2 separate regions of the Homo sapiens genome follow, and region 1 is linked to region 2. Evidence: read pairs that join two places in POLR2A ChIA-PET (ENCODE). Cell type or tissue: PC-9. All regions are shown on one strand. Each heading gives the region's core, and the rest is flanking DNA. Links, peaks and the distances in the headings are about the cores only.

Region 1 (5,374 bases), core at 261-5,260, 440 kb after region 2:
AACCTCAGGAAATTAGGAATAAGTGAGAATATCCTTGTATGAGTCTGTTACCATGCTGCTGTGAAGAAATACCTGAGAGACTGGGTAATTTATAAAGAAAAGAGGTTAAATTGACTCACAGTTTTGCATGGCTGGGGAGGCCTCAGGAAACTTACAATCATGGCTAAAGGCACCTCTTCACAAGGTGGCAGGACAGAGAATGAGCGCCAGCAGGGGAAATGCCAGGCGCTAATAAAACCATCAGATCTCATGAGAACCCACTCACTGTCAGGAGAACAGCATGGGGGAAACTGCCCCCATGATTCAATTACCTCCCACTGGGTCCCTCCCATGACACATAGGAGTTATGGAGATTACAATTCAAGATGAGATTTGGGTAGGGACACAGCCAAATCATATCAGTTCTCAACCAGAAGAAAAGGGCGTCTATTAAAAAACCTTCAGCAAGTTAAAACTGAAATCAGTAACATTTACAGACTTCTCAGACAGAAGGCTTTAGAAGAGGGTGAACTTGTTTTAAACTAAATTTCTTTTTGTTTGTGTGATCTATGGATTTTGTTTATTCAGTTTCCTGCCCCTGCAAGCACAGAAAGCTGAAAACTAATTTGATTCACTTTTCCCAGATGCAATCTCATGTGTATTTTATGTTAGTTTTTAAAGTTTTAGAATTTTAACCAAATTCGGCACAAAGTGACTATGTTATATGCTCCCTGAACAAATATGCATTAGTCTGAGATTTTTCTTTTTTGTAAAGCAATTTAGACCTCTGTGTGTCTAATAAAATTCCATCTAGATTAAAAAAAATACCTTCAGCAAATATTGTACTCAATGATGAAAATATAGGACTGGGTGTGATGATGCACACCTGTAATCCCAGCCACTCAGAGGGGTGAATTGCTTGAGCCCAAGAGTTCTAGGCTCCAGTAAGGCATGATTGAGCCACTGCACTTCAGTATGGACAACAAAGTGGGTCAAAAGAAGGCAAGAAAGCAAGAAAGGAAGGAAGGAAGGAGAGAAAGGAGGGAAGGAGGGGGGAAGGAAGGAAGGAAAGGGAAGAAAAGGAAGGAAGGAAGGAAGGAAGGAAGGAAGGAAGGAAACATTTTTTTCTGATAATACTACAAATAAGACAAGTAAGTCTCTTCACTTCTACCCAACATTGTTCTAGCCAGTGCAATAAGGCTAAAAATAATAGGGGGTCAGATTGGAAAGGGAGAATTAAAACTGTCTTTACTGACAAACATCATGATTGTTTAAGTAGAAAATTCCACGGATTTTTAACTAAAAAAGTTTTTTTCTACCAAAAAGCTATAGAACTAATGAGTTTACCAAGGTTGCAGAATACAAGATCAATATACAAAAGTCAATGGTATTTCTACATATTAGCAATCAACTGTGAGAAACTGATTTTTTTTTTTTTTTTTTTTTTTTTTTTTTTTTTGTAGAGACAGGGTTTCTCCATGTTATCCAGGCTAGTCTTGATCTCCTAGACTCAAGTGACTTGTCCACCTTGGCCTCTCAAAGTGCTGAGATTGTATGTGTGAACCACTGCACCCAGCTCAAGAAATTGAATTTTTAAAATTACTGTTACAATATCATAAAATATGAAATAAAGACAAACCTGATTAAAAAATATGTAAGATTCATACAATGTAAGCATTGCCAAGAGAAACTAAAGACTTAAAAAAAAGAAAGCTGTACTATGTTCATGGATCAGAAGACTCCATATTAACATGCCAATTTTCGCCAAAATTGATCTGCAGGTTCAATTCAACCCCAGTAAAAAATCTCTTATTTTTTTAAATTTACAAATTGACAGGCTTACTCTAAAATTCATATAGAAATACAAAGCACCAAGAATAGCAAAACAACTTTTTAAATGAAGAACAAAGTTAGAGAACTTACACTACCTGACTTCAACATTTACAAAGCTATAGTAATCAAAACAGAGTGACACTGATATAAAGACAGACAAATCAATGAAACAGAAAGCACAGAAACTGGCACCTATATACAGTTAATTGATTTTTGACAAAAGTGCGGAGGCAATTTGGTAGAGAAAGGGTCATCTTTTCAGCAAATGTTCCTGGAACAAATATATATATATGAAAAGTGATGAACTTCAATCCATACCTCATACAGTATACCAAAATTAACTCAAAGTGAACTATAGACCTAAATATAAAACCTAAAACTACATAATTTTTGGAAGAAAACATGGGAGAAAATTTTTGTTTCTTATTGTATTGGATTGAGTAGTGTACTCCCCAAAATCATGTTCTTCTCAGAACTTCAGAATGTGACTTTATTTGATATTGGGCCATTGCAGATGTAATTAGTTAAATTAAGATGAAATCATACTGGAGTAGAGTGGGTGCTTAATCCAATATGGCTGATGTCCATATAAGAAGAGACACAAGACACACAGGGAGAATGCCATGTGAATATAGAGGCAGAGATTGGAGTAACGGGTGTATAAGCCAAGAAATGCCAAGGATTGCAGATAACCACCAGGAGCTAGGGGAGAGTTATGGAGCAGTTTCTCCGTTAGAGCCTCCAGAACCATGAGAGAATTAATTTCTATTGTTTTAAGCCACCTGATTTATGGTTCTTTGTTACAGAGAACCCTAAGAAATTAATGCACTTATCTTAGGCAGGAAAAGATTTCTTAACTGTAATACCAAATGCACGATTCTTTTAAAAAATGATAAATTGGTGTTCACGAAAAGTTAGAATTTCTGCTTGTTGAAAGACATTCTTAAAGCATAAAAAGATATGCCACAGACTGGGAGAAAATATTTGCAAATCACATATCTGATAAAGGACCTACAGTCAGAATACATAAAGAACACTCAAAAAGAAAATTAAAACTCAAATGTTTAAAATGAATGAAGGATTTGAACAACTGCTTCACTAAAGAAGAAATACAGATGGCAAATGTGAACATGAAAATCTACTCAACCTCATCAGCTATTAAGCAAATGCAAATTAAAACTAAAATGAGACACCACTACACTCCTACTACAATGTCTAAGATTTAAAATCCTGATTGCTATGGTTTGAATGTGTCCTCTCCAAAACTCAGGTGTGAAAACCTAATGCCCAGTGTGGTAGTATTAGGAGGTGGCGCCACTGAGAAGTGATTAGGCCGTGAGCTCCTCCCTTGTAGATGGGATTATGACTCTTATCAAAGAGGCTTCCTGTAGTGTTCAGCTCACTTGCGCTTCTGCTTTCTGCCACGTGAGGACATAGCGTTCCACTCCTCCAGAGGGTGTAGCCCTCACCTGACAAGTGAACCTGCTGGCATCTTGATCTTGGACTCCTCAGCTTCCAGAACTGTGAGAAATTAAAGTTCTGTTCTTAATAAATTACCCAGTCTCAGGTATTGTGTTTCAGCAGCACAATATTAAAGAAGACGCTGACCATATTGCTATGGTCTGAACGTTGTGTGCCCCTGCAAAATTCCTACTTTGAAAACTGATTTACCAATGAGTGATATGAGGAGGTGAGGCCTTTGGGATGTGACTAGATCATGAGGGCTCTACCCTCACAAATAGGATCAATGTCCTTATAAAAAAGGCCCCAGATGCCGGGCGCAGTGGCTCACATCTGTAATCCTAACACTTTGGGAGGCCAAGGTGGGCAGATCACCTGAGGTCAGGAGTTCGAGACCAGCCTGGCCAACATGGTGAAACCCTGTCTCTACTAAAAATACAAAAATTAGCTGGGCGTGGTGACACATGCCTGTAATCCCAGCTACCTGGGAGGCTGAGGCAGGAGACTCGCTGGAACCCAGGAGGCAGAGGTTGCAGCGAGATGAGATTGCACCACTGCACTCCAGACTGGGCGACAGAATGAGACACCATCTCTAAATAAATAAGGATTGCTTGAGCCCAGGGGTTCAAGACCAGCCTGGGCAACATAATGAGTCCCGATGTCTACAACATTTTTTAAAGAAATTAGCTAGGCATGGTGGTGCATATCTATAGCTATTTGGAGGCTGAGGTAGGAAGATTGCTTGAGCCCAGGAGTTTGAGGCTGCAGTGAGCTAGGATTGTGCCACTACCCTTCAGCCTGGGTGACAGAGTGAGACCCTGAAAAAAAAAGTTTCAAAAACAGACAAACAAAACAGGTTCTCCAAGGTCATATATCTAATAAATAGCAGTCTGCCTCCACATGCTAAACACTCAAGCACTACTTTATTTATGCAAGGTACATATTATCATTCCCATTTTATAGATGAAAGAGTGAGAATCCAAGGGATGATGTGACCTCTCCAATGTCACTATTAAGTGACAGAGCTGAAATTTATAGCCATGTCTCTTTTACTCCAAATCCAGTGTTCTTTCTGTCACATGCACCAAGATTTTGCTGTTTATTTGAATGCTTTGGACACCATGCACACAGCCTCTGCTCTCCCAAGGGGGTCTGGCTACCTCCTCCTCACTCCACACCTCTTCCTCCAGAAATAAAGCCCATTCTGGACTCCCTATCCTCACCCATGCATTATTACTCAGCTGCTTACCTTCTATACCTGATGACATGGGAACAAATCAATTTGTAAATGCCTAGAAGAGAACAGGACTCTCAGTAATTGCCAATGCATCTTTGTGAAAGCAAGAGCTTGCTGGGCACTTGGAATGCAGCCCCTGCCTGTTTTAAAGAAATAGGCACTTCGAATGGAGACTAATAGACCAGCATGCAGGCAGCACTTAACAGTTTCAGAGCCCTTTCTTCTCTCTCATCTCTTTACAACGACTCAGTAAGCTCCGTGTTTTTACACCCTTCCCCTACATTTTTTTTTCAGATGAAGCAACTGATGTTTTGAGGCTTGAAAAAAACTAAATAGCTGAGCCTGCATTCAAACTCATCCTTTTGGGAGGAGGGAGGTTGTTTTGAATTCTGGGTCTTATTTAGGTCATGGCAGAAGGAACACCTGGCCACTTTGTTCAATATGAGCATGAACTTTATACAGTCAGCGTTGTTGAAGAAAAAAAAAAGCAAAACACCTGGGTTTCTCAAGGGAGTGGTTTCTGTCATAAGAGGGTCCCAGCAGAGGTCAGACGGCTGCTAACCAGAATTATGCAAAGGAGGCCGGGTGCGGTCGCTCACGCCTGTAATCCCAGCACTTTGGGAGGCCAAGGTGGGCAGATCACCTGAGTTCGAGACCAGCCTGGCCAACATGGTGAAACCCCGTCTCTACTAAAAATACAAAAATTAGCCGGGCATGGTGGCGGGCGCCTGTAATCCCAGCTACTCTGGAGGCTGAGGCAGGAGAATCACTTGAACCCGGGAGGCAGAGATTGCAGTGAGCCGAGATCGCGCCATTGCACTCCAGCCCGGGCAACACAGCAAGACTCTGTCTCAAAAAAAAAAA
Region 2 (5,374 bases), core at 253-5,252:
ATTTACTACAACTCCTCTGGTATCCCCCACTGTGGAGAGCTGTGAGCCAGGCACAGAGGAGAGACAGGAAATCACACCGGTGGCCCCCAGGTCTCACCCAGGGCCAGCAGGCTTCGGTTGATGCTGTTAGCCTCAAGCATCAGCTCCCCACGGGATCCCGTGGCTGCTACCTTCTCACTGCCTGCCAGGTCCACAAAGCACAGCTTCCCACCAACAGGGGGCTCCCCAGGGTCCACAGAAGGCATCTGCTGGGCCTGAGGGATCAGAGCTTCATGGGGACTTGGGAGGGACCGTCCCCATCAAAGCCACAAGGTTATGGGACCAAGAGTTTCCATTATTAACCCCCATGCACACCCAAGTTGGTTTATATGTCCAGATACAGACCCTTGCTTGGTGGCCCCGGGTAAGCACCTTCCCAGGCTGGAGCACTCACAGTTTGACGGCTGATGTAAAGGGTGAGCAGGGCATGGCTTCGGCTGGAGGCCTGGTTCAGGGTGTGGGCTGAGTTCCTTCGACGGCTGAGACCTGGAAGGGAAAAACATCAGGAGCTGGACCTGGTAGGAAGAACAGGTCATCATCAATGAAGAAAAAGGAGCAAAGGAATCCTGGCGGAAGGGTCAGCCTCATGCAAAGGCAGGGAGGCAACAGAGTGGGTGTTGTTCAGGGAACGATGGGATGTTGGGCCCTGCTCTAGCAGAGATGGGTGGATGGAGGATAGAGAAAACTGAGCAGAAGAATGACAGTCAGATTTGCATTTTATAAACATCTCTCCCACTGCTTCGTGAAAGGAAGGGGAGAAACTGAGGCAGGAGATCAGCTGAGAGGTGTGGCACAGTGCTGGGGCCAGAATCCACAGTCAGCATCTCCAGTGCCTGCCAAAGGAGGGGTGCCCAATAAATACTTGATTTAAAAAAAAGAATGAGGCTGAAAGGGCCTTTAGGCTAGGCTAAGAGGTATGACCTTGATCCTCAGGGCCCTGGAAGGGTGGAGGGTCTGGAGGCAAAGAGAGATGGGGTTTGCAGCATAGAGGAGAATGGATGGGCAGGGGAGAGCCTTGAGGTGCAGAGACCACCAGGGAGCAAGAATGAGTCCTGGCGGAGGCCGAGGCCCTGGGCTAGAGAGGAGAGGGTGTGAAAGGAGTTTGGAAGGCAGAATTAGCAGGCCTTGTTGGCAGTGCGGGGAGGCCCTTGGGCCATGCCTTTGAATTGTGGTTTACTGGTCCTTCCCCACCTCCCCCAGGAATCATTTCTGAAGCTGCAGCTGCAGTCTGGGCCCCAAGTCCACACTCAGTGAACAACTGAGGAATGGGCACCCCTACCCGCAAAACTCCCCGCTGTCAGCACACACCCGTTTGCAAAAGTTCCATCAGGGCCTCCAGACTCCCAAATTCCACCACCCGCAGCTGCTCCACATAGAAGCCCCGAGTCTTGTTCCAGCGAACAGGGAGGGGCCGGGGAGACCCCAGGCTCAGCAAGTCCCGAACCTGGGAGGGGAGGGAGGAGGGTGAGGGAAGGGGATCTTTCTGAGTCCACCCATCCCCAGATCTTACTGACAACAGTCCCCACCGCCTCTTCTGTCCTTTGATCCAGGCTCCCTGGAAAGAAGCGCTCCGTTTCCTCATGGGCTGTCTTTCTATTCCTCTCATTCCCTTACCTGCTCATTGTAGATCTCCAGATAAGAGGCGCGAAGGGTGACAGGGGCACCCAGGTGCTGCACGCGGTCCAACAGCCAGGCGAAGGTCCTCTGCATGATGCCAGCCAGGCTGGGGGGTACAGGCACCCCCTCCCCCTAGGGGCAAAACCAGCTGAGCCATCGTCATCTCCACAGTAATAACTACCCTCTGTAGCGCATGTATGATACCGTGCGCCGGGAAACGTGCCAAGTTCCCAAACAATGGCTCATTTAATTCATAGTCGGTACTGTCACTTCCATTTTACAGATGAGAAAACTGAGAGCTAGGAAGGGGCCAAAGTTGAAGCCCAAATGCTCCAAATTGGGCAAGTCCCTTCTCTTTGGTCCTCAGCGTCCTCGTCTGCAAACAAGCGGGTCAGGCGGCGTCGTCCCAGCCCCTTCCCTCTGGGAGTCTGCGCCGCCTGCGGCTCCCCAGGGCTTCCAGCCCACCCAGCCCCGCCCCGCGGGGGCGCCGCCGGCGCTCGCTCACCTGGGGAGGGGGTCCAGTCAGGGTGTAGGTCTTCCCAGAGCCCGTCTGGCCAAAGGTGAAAACAGTGCAGGAGAAACTGCGGGCGGCAAGGGCGTGGCTGGACTCCGGCGGCTACCCGGGGTGGGGGCTGGGGGTGCTTCGGGGCCCCGCCAGGCCCGGCGCGGAGCGGAGGCGAAGCTTCACTCACCCGCGCAGCGCCAGCTCCCCCAGGCGCCGCACGCCGCACGCCCGGAACACGTCCTCCTGCGTGCGCGCCGCGTCTAGCACCGCACCGAAGCGGAACGCCACTTCTGGACCCCCGCCTGGAGGACTCACCTGGCGCGGGTGGGGCGGAGGAGCGGGGCACTCTGGAGGAGGGCGGGGCACCCTGGAGGGGCGGGGCACCGTGGAGGAGGGCGGGGCACGCGGGAGGAGGGCGGGGCACTCTGGAGGAGGGCGGGGCACCCTGGAGAAGGGTAGGGCGCTCGGTGAGGCACTCGGTGGGCGAGCACCCTGGGTTGGGGGTGGGGTGGGGGACACTCACTAGGGCCGGGGCATTCTGGGGAGGGTAGGACACCCTGGAGGGGCGGGGCATTCTGGGGGGGGCGGGCACCTTGGGTGGGCGGGCACTCAGAAGGGGCGGGGCACTCGCAGGGGTTGGCGCGGCGCACCCTGGCGGAGGGCTGGGCATCCTGGAAGGGAGGGGCACTCTGGGGAGGGCGGGGCACCTGGGAGAGGACCACTCCGGGGGAGCGCGGGGCCTAGGGCAAAGTTGCCTGGGGGAAGGGATCTGGCGTCCCCGGGATTTTTTATTGGGGAGATAGAGAGAGGGGTTCCTCACCTGCAGAGTCCGGGTCCCTGAGCAGTGCAGCACGCTCTGCTGCCCTCGACGCAGCTCGGCCGCGCTCATGGGACGTACCCTGGGGTCCGACAGAAGGGCAGATGGTACATCCTGATGTCTTCCTCGATCCTTGTCTCGCCCAGGTGCCTCCTAGCCAATTTATACCCACCTGAGCACCACCTGGATGGGCGTTTCCGGCCCCTCTGGCCCTTGCTCCAGGCTCCGCGCGAGATCCCTGTGGGCAGCAATGCGACTTATCATACCTGCACCTAGCGGCTGTTCAGGACTCCTCGAACCTGTCTGAAGATCTGCTTACCCGTCGGGTGACCCGCGTTCTTCCATGTCCTGCTCTGCACACGGAGTTAGCTCCGCCCGCGTCTCCTTTATTTACCCCCCACCAATACCCTCCCTTCTCCACAACACTGGGACTGTCTACACACATCTTGCATTCCCACCCCATCCCCCATCCCAGGCAGCCATCCATCCGGAAAGACTCCAGCTGCCCAGGGCTAGCTCGTTAAAGATTTACCCTTCCTCACCCCTGCGGTGGAGAAAGTCTCTCCCAAGCTAGGGGACCCCTAGCTAGGGGGTTCTGGAGTCTGAGGATCCCTTGCTCTTGGCCAGTCCTCACAAGAGGAACCCGTGGGACCACCCAGACCGGCCTCCTTTGTGCCCAGTTGGGGATACCTAAGCAGATAGGAAGGACTCAACCAAGGCCACAGAGCTAGCCTGCACAGGACCAAGCTTTTCCCACCCTCTCCACATACCCCCCACTCCCACCCCCAGCAGCTCAGCTCAGGGCCCAAGGAGTGGCACAGGTCTCAGTCAGCTCTAGGGACGACCTGGCTGGATTGAATCTCTGAGCTGACCTGAGAACAGGTTTCCAAGCATCTGGTAAAACACTGGGGCACCTGCCTCTCTAATGCCAAAGTTAATCCTAGGCCAGCATGATTGTTTAACCCTCTCCTGGTCTGGCTTATGAGAACAGCAGAGATGTCTGTGAATGTGCAGGGATGGGGCAATCACTTATTCTGTACCAGTCTCCATGCTGGGCACCAGGGCAGAGGAACCCCATGCAGCCCCTGACCCTTCCCAGCTCACAGTGTGTCTGGGGAGATGGATAAGTACAACCCAGCAGCGTGTAGGGCCTTTAGGGGGAGTACAGAGGCCTGTAGGAGCCAGTGGGGGTGGGGAGGAGGTGAGGGTATTCCAGGCAAAGCAAACAGGAGTCAGGATGGCCAGGGTGGGGTGGGGAGATGAGTGTGGCATGGAGAGGTAGTTTGAGGCTGGATCTAGCTTATGGTGGGCACATCAAGGAGTCTGGACTCACTCTTCAGGGAACCAGGAAGCCATTGAAGGGTTATAAACAGGGATGTGACACCATCAGGTTGGCATTGTTATTATTATTGTCATTCTGGCTGTCTTTGTATGTTCTCTGAATATTTCTGCAAACTCTCCGGCCCCCAAACACACATTAGGGTGAAAGCCCTAAAAATCACTTTTTCTCAATGTGACACATTCTATACCACCACAAATTACAGCCAACTATCAAAGCCACCCTGCTGGAGAATGGGCTGTCTTGGATGGCAGTGAGCTCCCCAGGCAATGGAGATGTATAAGAAAGAGCCATTTGACCTTTTGGTTATAGGACCCTCTAGCAGGGGCCACAGGGAAAGTTCTGTAGAACTAATAACCACTGCCCCCAGCTCTGCCACTAACTTGCCACAGTCTTGGCTTCTCTTGTTTCCTTCCTGTAAAAAGAGATTAATGACTTCTCTCCTATTTGACATAGTTGTTCTGAGATTTCAATGAGATGTGTCATTGAAAGTGAAAGTTGTAAATAATTACCTAAAAACAAAAATAAAAATTCCTAGATGATCTCTAAGTTCCCTTTCAACTCTGAAGTTCCTTAATCTATTTTTTGAGTCCTTGAGGTGGATAAGACAAAAATTACTATCCCTGTTTTTCAGAGGAAAAAAAACTGAACTAAACAGCGAAAGGCAGGGAAAGTTATCTAAGGAGAAAACAACAAATGGCAGAACTGAGAGTTTAAACCCAGAACTATGAGCTGTACATCCTGATGCTGCTTGCTATGGCAAGTTGCTTTTGTCAGGAGTAAACCCAGTAAATGAACAAGGTGCTCCTTTAAAAGCTGTTGAAAGTGTTAAAGACTATCAATCACTAGCATCTTAGTGTGCATTGGTTTAGTCAGATTGCTGGCCCTCCTCAGGCTGGACTGAGATGAGCCACGCTGAAGGGATTTTTGTTTTTTTTGTTTTGTTTTGTTTTGTTTTGGAGATGCAGTTTCTCTCTTATCACCCAGGCTGGAATGCAATGTTGCGATCCTGGCTCACTGCAACCTCCACCTTCTGGATCCAAGTGATTCTCCTGCC

The links. ChIA-PET counts read pairs that join two places held together with the same protein. Peaks named below come from ENCODE experiments on the same cell type or tissue, not always from the same donor. Only the 100,000 strongest peaks of a DNase experiment are listed, where the experiment ranks them.
Region 1: POLR2A ChIA-PET joins it to region 2 with 26 read pairs; 2 of 35 experiments call an interaction of 5 or more read pairs at or near these places.

The regions. Positions count from the first base shown.
Region 1 is chr9:114,535,234-114,540,607 of GRCh38, forward strand. No RefSeq gene overlaps it. Among named protein-coding and RNA genes, the nearest start is that of WHRN, 32 kb to the left of the region's middle. In PC-9, for the core only: a CTCF peak has its summit at 3,329; a DNase peak (open chromatin) is centred at 3,218.
Region 2 is chr9:114,095,954-114,101,327 of GRCh38, forward strand. KIF12 (kinesin family member 12) reads right to left here and starts at 3,339. Exons shown (of 19, transcript NM_001388308.1): 1 at 3,298-3,339; 2 at 3,151-3,216; 3 at 2,982-3,060; 4 at 2,349-2,476; 5 at 2,162-2,237; 6 at 1,654-1,788; 7 at 1,348-1,483; 8 at 434-525; 9 at 98-254. The coding sequence starts at 3,323. It overlaps LOC124902251 (a long non-coding RNA gene), which reads left to right and starts at 2,402. Exons shown (of 2, transcript XR_007061740.1): 1 at 2,402-2,485; 2 at 3,125-4,866. RefSeq lists an enhancer at 3,128-3,663. In PC-9, for the core only: no CTCF peak of the experiment used is centred there; no DNase peak of the experiment used is centred there.